Linked DNA regions of Homo sapiens: all the other regions are linked to region 3. Evidence: read pairs that join two places in POLR2A ChIA-PET (ENCODE). Cell type or tissue: GM12878. All regions are shown on one strand.

What was found. Peaks named below come from ENCODE experiments on the same cell type or tissue, not always from the same donor. Only the 100,000 strongest peaks of a DNase experiment are listed, where the experiment ranks them.
Region 1: POLR2A ChIA-PET joins it to region 3 with 5 read pairs; 10 of 35 experiments call an interaction of 5 or more read pairs at or near these places.
Region 2: POLR2A ChIA-PET joins it to region 3 with 5 read pairs; 3 of 35 experiments call an interaction of 5 or more read pairs at or near these places.

The regions. Positions count from the first base shown.
Region 1 is chr10:50,634,602-50,638,601 of GRCh38, forward strand. No RefSeq gene overlaps it. Among named protein-coding and RNA genes, the nearest start is that of SGMS1-AS1, 12 kb to the left of the region's middle. RefSeq lists enhancers at 2,524-2,573, 2,624-2,673. In GM12878, no CTCF peak of the experiment used is centred here; no DNase peak of the experiment used is centred here.
Region 2 is chr10:50,647,210-50,651,209 of GRCh38, forward strand. No RefSeq gene overlaps it. Among named protein-coding and RNA genes, the nearest start is that of SGMS1-AS1, 24 kb to the left of the region's middle. RefSeq lists enhancers at 1,239-1,398, 1,419-1,568, 1,779-1,838. In GM12878, no CTCF peak of the experiment used is centred here; a DNase peak (open chromatin) is centred at 1,656; H3K27ac peaks cover 1,167 bases.
Region 3 is chr10:50,538,435-50,542,434 of GRCh38, forward strand. The region is part of intron 2 of SGMS1 (sphingomyelin synthase 1); the gene reads right to left. Among named protein-coding and RNA genes, the nearest start is that of SGMS1, 84 kb to the right of the region's middle. RefSeq lists a silencer at 115-409 and an enhancer at 402-611. In GM12878, no CTCF peak of the experiment used is centred here; DNase peaks (open chromatin) are centred at 390, 2,027, 2,178 and 3,667; H3K4me3 peaks cover 2,124 bases; H3K27ac peaks cover 3,924 bases.

The DNA of each region.
Region 1 (4,000 bases), 96 kb after region 3:
CAGGATTTGGGGAATTATAAAGAAAGACCATGTAGTAAAGGCAGGAAGATCAATAATCAATAATCACATCAGAACCTGAAGGGACTTCGTACCATTGAAGTGAGGCAGAGGAGAGAGAAATTTAGAAGGACAAATTCACAAATTTCAATGTGTTTCTATAATAACTACTTAAATTATTTTCTCTTTGAATTGCCTCACTGTTGTGTGTGTATGTCCCCACTCCCACCTGTCCCATTATTTTCCTGTTTTCACTTGTACCTTGGCAACCCATCTGTGGTTTTGGCCAAGCTGTTTTAATGGCATTGAACCTGGTAGTTTTTTTAAAAGAGTGTGGTAGTAGTTATATATGGCTCGATAACTCCTGGGGCTACAACAAGGTTAATGCGACAGTTTTTGTTGTTTAAAAAACATGCTTGTCTGACAAGTCAATCATTTTAAGCCCCTTGTTCACTTCAGGATGGTTGCTAAAGGCTTCTCTGTGAGCTAAAAGCTCTCGCTGTTAAGGGGCTGCCTGCCCTGACTGTATGCATTAAATGGAACAGTTCTCTACATGGTTTCTTACTACAGATGCCTTGGGATATATGGACACTGGCATTACCTGCTGCAACAGGTCCTCTCCCAGGGTACTGCTGAGACCTAAGGGCTTAAATGCTCACCAAACCAAGTGACCTTGGAGGGCTGGTCATGGTGGGCATCTGGGAGCTGGGAAAGAGCATTGGAGAACTTCATAGGGAAACCTAGTAGGCAAAAATGAAAGAACCCATAAGGGCCATTGGCATGAGCCATAGCTAAAGGCCACTGGGTTAGCTCTCAAAGAAAACTGCAAGATTGAAGCATAAATTCCTTCATCATGAACCAGAAGTCATGGAGTGGAGCCAGGGGCAAGAAAGAGAAAGATGAAGAGGTAGAACCACCAGGATAAAGGTGCCAAGAAAAACAGTGAGAGCAACACTCAGGGAACCAGAGACAGGAACACAGCTGGGAACTAGGAGGAGAAACCACCACAGCTGGAGCGCAAAGTGGCCAGGTCAGAAAAGCCTCATGGAATCCTGGTTAACTGAATGTTTCTATTGACTGAGGCCACTGCTTAAGCCCTGTATTCTTTTTTATTTCAATCCCCATGGTTAGAAAAATAGTCCTAAAATGGGTTCATACCCTTTCCTATCCTGCAAGATCTTAAACATCACTATCTTTTCCTGCAGTAGTTAAAAGCATGGGCTTTGGAATCAGAAACTGGGCACAAATCTGAGCCCTGCTACTTATTAACTGTGTAACATTGGTCAAATGAATAAACTTCCTGGAGCCTCAGTTTCCTTGCCTGTAAAATGTGAGTAACAATACCAACTTATTTTCAGGTTGTGAGCATTTCTCCATAATAATCCACATAAAACACTTACCAGAGCCCTTGGCATACTGTGTGAGCATGTAATAATGTTAGCTGTCATTCCAAGACAACATGTTGGAATAATCTACTTTTTCCATCACTATATATCTCATTTTCCTTCTTTTTCTTCTCCCTCAAACCTGTCCCCATTCCAACAGATGTTTTGGCCTGTGTTCCTAGCCTCCAGTGACAGCAGAAAGCCTGTTAGATTTCCTGCCTTTGTTTCCCAAAATTTGAGCCCCAAGAAACTGGGACAAGATATTTTCCTGAGACAAGATATCTCAGGAAGGGGAATGAGTGGAGCTTCTTTTCACCCCACACTAGAAAGCCATTCTGTTTAGAAAAAGGAGACGGAAGGGAAAGAAAAGGGTGCTATACCAGTTTTCCAGTATCACCGTCAGGGAGAAAGCAAGGCCGGAGAGTATCTGGGCAGATGTAACTATAAGCAGCCTAATAAAGGTTCCCAAGTCCAAACCATGAATCCAAACGGCAGAGCTGCCAGACATGAAAGGCCTTGCTGCCCTTCCACCCCACAATACTTCACCTCTGGAAGCCTTGACAATTCCAGGGAGTATTTGCAAAACCCTGCCCCCACCCAAAATTTTTAAAATACTGCATATGAGTGAGTAAAATGATGCCGAGATTTTTAAAAGGACAAGCTTACCATCAGATAGGTAGAATGAGTAGTAGTGGCAGCGGTGGTGGTAGTGATATAGAGATAAAAGAGTTAAGTGGAGTTACTGAAATGTGTAGTTATATTTCTCACACTCTGGTGTTTGTGGATTTGTGGGCTGAGATTCTTATCAAATTCCGGAACTTGCAATGTCTCAAGGTAATTGTTTAAAATATTAATTGTTTTACTCACACTGCAAATGTTGATATAGATGCTGGGGTGGAGGTGGGGCAATAGGCCAGAATAAGCCCAAGAATACCTTGGAATTTGCTGAATTTCTTTCTTTTTGCATAATCTTATTCACACATTAACATAATATGAACCACTCTGGCTCCATGAGCAGCACAGAAGAGACTTTCTGCAAATGTGATTATTAGGGCAAAAGTTAGGAGATTTTTTGCCCCCAGCTTTTCTCCTCTCCTAAAATCTTTTTTTTTTTTTCATTTCTTTGTCAGTGTCTTTAATTTTTTTAGCTGCATTTAAAAGGCTTTCTATTATTTCTGCATGAGTAAGAGCATGTGTCATGTCAGCCTCCTTGTCAGCTTCTGTTTCACTTTCATTAAATTTGTTGATTGAGTGTAAAGAAGGAGGCACTGTCATCATTTCCAGATTTCATAGCTGTAGGTTAGATCTCTCTCGGAGCAATGCCATGATTACTGCTGCAATTTTGTAATGGAGCCCTGGAGAGACAGGGATGAAACCAGGGAAGGCTCCTTATCCCTTTCGTGGGTCCAGGGAGGCAGAAAGAGAGGGGAGGAGGATGTTTCTGTTTCACCTCTATTCATTCATTCATTCATTTGCTTCACAAATATTGAGCACCTCCTGAGTGACAGACACTGATTTGGGTGCTGGAAAGCATAAGCAGCCCTGGTGCCTGTCCTCACAGAGCCTATGGTCTGCTGGTGAGACGGACTTAATCAGATAAACACACTAATGAATGTATAGTTGCACCAACAGATCCTCATTTAATTGAGCTGGACTAGGACCTAGGCATCAGTATTTTTTTTATAAGCTTCATAGGTAACTCTGCCAGGCCTGGGAATCACTGGGCTAGACCATGCAAGTTCTAATCATATAGGCTCTACTCAAGCATTAAGCATTTTGATTTTATCTTTCAAGCTGTGGTGAAAACGTTACTGAAGAGAGGTGATATAGTAAGATGCTCACGGTTTTTAAAATTAAGCTTTTTTATTTTGAAATAATTATAGACTCATATGCAGTTGTAAGAAATAATACAGGGGAATCCCATATATCCTTTATCCAGTTTCCCCAATGGTAACATCTTGCAAAACTATGGTACAATATCACAACCAGGATATTGACCTTGGTGCAGTCAAGATAAAGCATTTTCAACACCACATGAATCCCTCCTGTTGTCCTTGGATAGCCCTCCCCACTTTACTCCTGGTGACCACTAATATGTTCTCCATTTCTATAATCTTGTCTTTTCAACAGTTATATAAGTGGAATCATATAGTATAGAACCTCATGGGATTGGCTGTTTTCTCTCAGCATCATTTTCTGGACATTCATTCAGGTTGTTTCACGTGTCAATAGTTTGTTCCTTTTTAGAGGGCTGACTAGCGGTGTTCCATGTATAGGGGTGCCATAGTTTGTTTAACCATTCACATGTTGAAGGACATCTGGGTCTGCTCCAATGTTCAGAGATTTTAAATAGAGCTGCTATACACATTTGTGTATAGGTTTTTGTGTGAACATGAAGTCTTTGTTTCTCTGGGATACATGCCCAAGTGTGCAATTGCTGAGTTATATGATAGTTGCATGTAGAAACTATCATGCATAAAGAAACTGTCAAACTATTTCCAGAGTATCTGCACCATTTTACATTCTCAACAGTAATGTACCAGTGATCCAGTTTCTCCTCATTCTCATCAGAATTTAATGTTGCCACTGTTTTTTATTTCAGCCATTCTGATAGGTAT
Region 2 (4,000 bases), 110 kb after region 3:
ATTCAGAGCCTCCTTTTTTACTCTTTGCAGTCTGGCAGCTGCCACTACCAACCTGATAACATTGCTCCCTGGAGGAGACGTTGAGGACCATTTCCCCAGAAATGTGAGCTAAAACCAAACTGCTAAAAGACATTTTTTGCTGGGTGTTGTGGCTCATTTCTGTAATCCCAGCACTTTGGGAAGCTGAGGCAGATGGATTGCTTGAGCCCAGGAGTTTGAAACCAGCCTGGGCAACATAGTAAGACCCTGTCTCTACTAAAAATAAAAATAATAAAAAAGGACATTAGCTGGGTGTGGTAGTGTGCCCCTGGAGTCCCAGCTATTTGGGAGGCTGAGGTAGGAGGATTGTTTGGGCTTGGAGGGTGAGGCTGCAGTAAGCTATGATTGCACCACTGCACTCCAGCCTGGGCAGCAGAGTGAGACCCCATATCAAAAAATAAATAAATAAAAATAAAAGACATTTTTAAGATATGTAATGAAGGGAGATGGTTGGGGAGGAGAGGAAGACAAAAGATACAACTCCGGGGGATGGTGGAGGTTTACCAAGAGGAGAAACCAGCAAGACACACAGTGGGAACAACCATGAGGGAAGAGGTGACTGAGGGACTGTATTGTTACTGCAGCCTCGGAAGCAGCAAACATAAAAAAGTTACCCTTTCTGCCCCACCCAAGCTCAGAGCCTCCTCACTGATTTTCCTACTCCCAGGCCCTCCCAGTGCCACTGTGGTTCACACTGAGCACTGGTCCTGGGGTCCTAGCAGTCATCATTTTACACAATTTGATCCTGTTCAGCTCTTCTGGTTTTGTCTCTCTTTCTTTCCTTCTTCTGAAAGTCTAGCTGGAGAAAATAACTCTCCATACCCCGGAACACACACCGCGTTTTCCCATCTTTAGCTCTCTGCTCACTAATGACTTCCCCTCTAATGTCCATCCCCATCATATCATCTCCACCCACCCAAGTCCTACCCATAAAAGGAGAAAAAAAAAAAGAAAAAAAGAAGCAGAGTCTCATTCCATCTCCCAGGCCAGAGTACAATGGTGCAATCACAGCTCACTGTGGCCTTGACATCCTGGGCTCAAGCTATCCTCCTACCTCAGCCTCCTGAGTAGACGGGACCACAGGCAGGCACCATGCCTGGCTAAATTTTTTTTTTCTTTTTAGACAGAGTTTCACTCTGTTGCCCAGGCTGGAATGCAGTGGCTTGATCTTGGCTCACTGCAACCTCTGCTTCACAAGTTCAAGTGATTCTTGTGCCTCAGCTTCCTGGGTAGCTAGGACTACAGGTGTGCTCCACCATGCGTGGCTAATTTTTTTGTATTTTTACTAGAGATGGGGTTTCCCCCATGTTGGCCAGGCTGGTCTTGAACTCCTGACCTCAAGTGATCCACCCACCTTTGCCTCCCAAAGTGCTGGGATTACAGGCGTGAGCTACTACACCCAGCCCAATTTTTTAAAATATTTTTTTGTAGAGACAGGGTTGTTATGTTGCCCAGGCTGGTCTTAAACTCCTGGGCTCAAGCAATCCTCCCACTTCTGCCTCCGAAAGTGGTGGGATTGCTGGTGTGTGCCACCGTGCCCAGCCCCAGCTCAACTCCGTAATGGGTAAATGAATAACCAAATGATGGCTCCAGTACAATCTTGATCACAGTCACACGGCCTCAATTCTCAGTATGATCTGAAATCTGCCCATAGTGCTGCACTTTGAACAGATCAGCAGCACAGATTTTTCACTGATACCCACAGAAATTACCATAGTTTAGATTATCAGATGTCTAAAGGAACATACGTCCTCATAGTTCCCACACCCAAACACATTTTTTTGCACATACAGCAGTTATCAAAAAGTGCCCCAGACTTTTCTCCTGAGCTACAAATATACAATGCCCTGCCTGCCCTCCTATCCTTAGCTCTATATTTTCAGTTCTTTCTCTCTCATTTATTGATTTTAACACCTTTCTTGCTCTGGTTTATGTGATATTATCTTGTAGGGAATTAAGTAGATGCTTCCAATTAGATTCATTACAAGTTCCCTTAAGAAGCGATTAGGAAGGTAAGAGTCCCAAGCGGCTGGTTCCCTCAGTAATACCAGCAGCATTTTTAGGGTGCATGCCAATATCAGACCAGGTTTTAAGTGCCACATTACTCCTTTATCACCAAGGGATCCTTGGAAGCTTGCAAAACTGAGTGCAGCTGAGCATAAAGTAGTGTTTTATTGAATGCCTTATGTGGCAATTACAAAGAAAACAGAAATATGAATCCCTCATCAAAAGGCAGTTTAGGAGGGGTAGTCAATCAGTGCATGGACCCTGTAGTCTAATGGTACTGGCTTTAAATTCCAGTGCCAGCTATAGGATTTTGGAAAATTACTTAACTTCTCTGAGCCTGTTTTCTCATCTGCTAAATGGGGGTAATGGTATAGTAATAGCGCTTTGGGGAGAATTAAATTAATTAAATTAAATTAAATTAATTCAGCACAATACTTGGTACATAGAGTTCAAATAAATGGCAGCTATTATCATTACCATGAAAATTAAAATTCCAGTGAATCACATGACCTGCCTTCCATTTCCAAAACTACGACCTTTTAGTTGCTAAGTTATTTGTGAAGTCTATGGGCTTTAAGAAAGATGGCAAGAAGGGAAAGAGGGAAAAGGGAAGAAGTTTTCCTATTTTCCATGGGTCAGGTTTTCATTGCTACTGAACTCTTTATACAAGCATAATAGAGATAATATTTTGAAAATATTAATAGTTTTCTTTCCCTTTAGAAAACTGCAAACTCCACCTCCTGGGTTCAAGCAATTCTTCTGCCTCCAGAGTAGCTGGGATTGCGGCATGCACCACCACGCCCAGCTAATTTTTGTATTTTTAGTAGAGACAGGATTTTGCCATATTGGCCAGGCTGGTCTCAAACTCCTGGCCTCAAGTGATCTGCCCGCTTCGGCCTCCGTAAGTGCCGGGATTACAGTTGTGAGCCATCATGCCCAGCCATTCTATCCCCTTCTTTATATCTGGTTCTACTATTCAACTAATATAGCCTAAATACCTCCTTATTGGGGATAGAGGAAAACCTGATATAGAAGCAGTTCTTCCTGTTGGCCTGGTGGATTGTGGGAAAAATAACAGAAGGCAAATTGTAGCAAAAGCAAGTGGGCAGACACTTGTGTCCTGGCTTGCCTCCTCCGGGCCACAGTCTGGAAGAGGAAAGAAGAGGATATGGTACATAAACTGGGGGAGAGCCAGATGCAAAAGCAGAGGGGGCTTGTGCCCCAGTCCTAGCTCAGAACTCTGAGAAGAGACTGTGGTGTAGAATGGCTTACACCAACCTGGTGCTACCACAGAACAAGGAAGGCGGCAGAGAGGCATGGTTCCACAGAAAGAGGGCCTGTGTTCCCACTCCTAAACTTGCCTTTCCTCTTAAAAGGCATAGAAGGGCTCCAGAAGTTCCCAGACTCCCCCTGTAGAACCAGACAAGGTAGGTAACAGAATTGGCAGCTTCAGGACCTGCTATAATGGAGCCTCTGTAGTTAGGGGTGAGATAACACTAACGTCAAGGCCAGGGGCTAGAGAGAGGACCTGGCTGAACTCGGTGGCATCTGCAGTCCTGGCAAATGTAAGGTAGGGTGGGTCTAACTGAGCCTAGGAACAACACTGCACTTGGGGAAGACCACTGTAAGGCTGTGGGAACCTGACTGGATCAGCCACTTCAGAGCAGAGGCAGGAGATAGGATAGGCCCTGCACTCATATCAAGGCTCATCTCCCCCTACAGTGGGATCCACATGCCCAAACACCATCTGGTAGAGAAGTAGGGAATGAACAAAGGGGATATTGGAAAGATAGCTAATCTACCCTGTGTGGAAAAGAATGAACTTTGCACAAAGAGAAGTTAGGCCTTTGCTTCTGAGAGTATTTTAAGCCTTTGTAATGTCCTGCCTGATAAGATGGGGTTACCTGGCAGCCTAAGACCATGCCAGATAGTCTATGCTAATAATGTGATTATG
Region 3 (4,000 bases):
GCTACTGAGTGAGACTCCATCTCAAAAAAAAAAAAAAAAAAAAGAGATAGCTTATCAGGGGTGCCTTCAGCATTCTGGACAGGACAATCCTTCATTAAGTGGGACCCTCCCACTCCCAACTACTGAAAGGTATTTAGCATCCCACACCCTCAGGACATTAAATCCTGATATACACACCCCTCATCATCATGACCACTGAAAATGTTCCCACACATTTCAAAACACCAGAGGAGAGGGATGACACCATTCCCCACTGACAACTTCTGTGTCTACTTAGTGGGATGGAATTCACATTCAGGAAATGACAGAAAACAATACTGATCTGGAGGTGGAACTGTGAGATAAAAGCTGTAAGTATCATTAAGTGGTCAAAGGCGATCCAAAAGAGTAGAGCAAGTTTTGATAAGAACAGGAGATGGAGACTTGTAACCTTCCCCAGAATCCAGTCCAGGGTTAAAGTCTGCCATGAAATGCCTTCTCATCAACACCCTGGATTTCCCCTACTTAAGCTGATTACATGAACTAATACAAGGAAACCACCGAACTCGGTGAGCAGCACATCCTACACACTTGGCAATGCCAACTTTTAAAACACAGGTATTGTTCCTGTCCTCCTGCTCAGGGCAAGCGTTCTTGCCATGTGGGCATCCAGGGAGGGCAGAACAGTGACAGCCCTGGTGAGCATGAAGGGCACTGCTGGCCTTCCCCTGCCGGGCTTCTCCAGAGGACTCAACCATAGGCCCCACCCATTCACTGCTGGACTGAGGAGATCTGACCCCTGTCTAGTTCCTTCCCGCCTGTGTCAGCTGTGGTCAAAGGGCCATTGTTCCCGGAAGGCCAGTGTGTTTTAGCCATCTAGGAACAATGCCCCTTGTTGATCCTCTGTGCTCCAGTTGAATAAGGTCATAGACTGTTTTCAACCTTAGTCACAATCAATATCATCACCTTTTATTGTATAGTGTTGGCATTGATATGTTTTCTGATAACATCTATATGCTCAGGTGAGACTGAAAAGGTCGGTGAATGAGCCATCTTTTATGGATCCTGTTCGAAATTTATTAATGACACAGTATACACTAAGTATTATATGGGACCTGATTCTCAAACTTATGGAGCTTATTTAAAGTACAAAGTGATCACTTTAAAATGCAGTTTTCTGGGCCTCTCAAATTCTGATTCAGTAAGTTGTGGGGGCATGAACCTGCAAATTAACCATCCCCACATGTTTCTGATACAGGTGATCCATGGGTATGCTTTGTGAAACACTGCCACAGAATGATAGTAAACTGAATTTAAAATGAGCATCTTCTTCTTGATGTTTTATATTCTATCTCCTTGAAATGGATCTTTCACTAGCAAAATAAACATTAAGTAAAAGTCCAATGGAAACAAGAAATCAACTTAATTATGAAAGAAAATTAGAGTCCCTGCTGTAAGGCTCATATATAGACATGATAAGCCTATGCAACTGAAAGTTTAATTTATGTGTATATAAAATTTACATTTTAGTCTGCATAAGAGAGTGGCTAAACAGAAAATGATTATTTATGTCAAAGCATACTGAATGTAATTATACAACCTTATATTTGAATATGCTCTACTAATTTTTCAGTATTTCTTACTTAATCTTCATGAAAGAATTATCTTATCTTACAATCTGATGACCTGTATTAGACTGGCATGAAAATTAAGGCATGAAAAGTTTATGCAACATGTTTAAAGGTCAATACAAGGACCTAAACATCCAGAAGGTGATGACATTTTCTGCTAGATTAGAAATGTCAAATAGGTTTCATGCCACATGCCAATTCACACAGACCAGTAGAGTACTAAGAAAGCCAGCCCAGGGGAAGGATGTGGTGATAAATTAGTAATAAATAGACTGGCTCGTCTGGCAGGTAAAAAAAAATGGTGGCATCTGTGCCACACCTCATGCTAGATATGCCAACTCTCAGAGTATTTAGCAGCACTTAAAATACTCACAATTACCACTACTCTCATTCTTTCACTCAACAAATATGAATAAGCATCCACTATATGCCAGCCACTAGACATATACCAACAGACTGCTATCAAGGGGGTCAATGTCATGCAATAAGGTGGTTTCTAACCTAAGGCTTTCTCTGACAAAATGAGATTTAAGGGGGAACTAAAGAAATAATTAAAGTCAACAATTTGAAAAAAGAGAGAGGAAAGTGGAAGTGAATGCTATCTCAGAGAAACCAAAACTAAGCCACCATGACTGGATTGAAGAGGGGGAACACGGAGGGCTGGGGATTAGTGGGCAACTGCCAGGTCATGCGAGTCACTAAGGTTATGAAATTATGATTTCAACTTAAGATCATGGGAAGTCATGGAAAAGTTGAGTCCTGCAGGTTTGTTTGTTTTTTGTTTTGGCTTTTAGGGGAAGGAGGTGAATTACCAGATTTCCATTTCATAAAGAGGGTGGAAAAGAGTCACAGTGAGTATGAATAGCAACTGCAGTCACCCAGGTGACTGGACCAGGAGGGTGGATTTGAGATACTTTTTGGAGGCAGAATCAACAGAAACTTGGTTTGGGAAAGAATACAGGGGATGACAGCATGGAAGACCAAGATTCAGCTCTGATTGAAGTGCTTCAGATACATTCAATTAGAAACTCCACAAGGCAACAGGACCAACCAGCGTTGGAGACCTTGGGAAAGGACTTTTGAAAATGTGGGGGTTTCAGGCACAGAAAAAGGTAAGATCCAAACAAAACACTAATTCTTTATCTTCTATTTTCCGATTCTAGTTAAGTTTTATAATACTTATGCTGTTATACTCATGAAGACTTAATCCAGTAGAGATGTTACCATGTAAGTCTCTGGTTTTCTAAATTATAGCACTTACTGCAACTTTTTACCTCTCAAAGCAACTTAATTCAAGCAACCATAAAACTCCTATTGAAAATGTTTCTTAAGGAGTACTGTACATTACTGCCTTGTATGGTATACCAACATAATTTCATCTTTCATTGACTATCTAATACATCATGTGACTCAACATCTGTATGAGGGGCATTAATTTTACCATCCAGGCTCTGTCTTCATGATGACTCGAGCTCTTCCCTGAAGGCCCCCTTCCTGTGTGAATGGCAAACACCTAGCTCAGCTTGCCAGGTCATCTTGCCATACTCAAAGCCCACAGAGAGTGGTTGTTAAGCTGCCCCACTTGGAGACAAGACCAGGGATGGGGCCAAGATCCTCGAAAATGGAATAAAAATGCTGGCCCCTGGCTGAGCCACCCACTCTGGGAGATGTTTGGGAAGGAAAAGGGGTTGTTTTGAGTTTAATCAAGAGAACCAGGGTGGAGCCTCCAGAAGTTACAATTAGCACCAAATTGCAGGGTTCATGCACTTTTAAAAAAAGGATTTTTATTCCTGGAGCCAAAGTTTTCTTTTCTGTTAAAATACAACCTCCTAGGAAGAAGGCACTAAAACCTCTGCCAGTTACTTCCACTTCGAGGAGCATGTTTGATTTTTTTCCTGCCAACAAGTTTTAATGGAATAGATGAGTATGCTGGTGTCTAGAAGGGGAAGAGGCTGCATGTCCCACTCTTTTGCCTAAAATCACCGTGGCAGGAACCATTATCTTTTCTTAAAATCCTCCACCAAAGCCACCACCACTAGCATCAGATTCTCATGACACACAGCTTTGAAGCTACAGCAACCAAATTAGACCTTCTCATGGGGGAAAAGAAACTGAACACAGTCACACTCTGTGACTCCCACTTTTCGTTCTTCAAAGACTTCTACGGCATAAAATACATGGAAACAAAATTTTCCAGGTTCTATGTCTCAAAAAATGGCCGGAAGCATGTTTATTATTCTCCTTAAGATTATTTTTAAAAATTCAAAAAAGATCTTACACACATATGTGTTTACAGTGATTTAAAAAAAATCACTGTTTTGAAGTGTTGCCACTCATATTATTCTTAGACATTTGTTTAAGAACAGATTATGAGATACTTGAAAGATTGA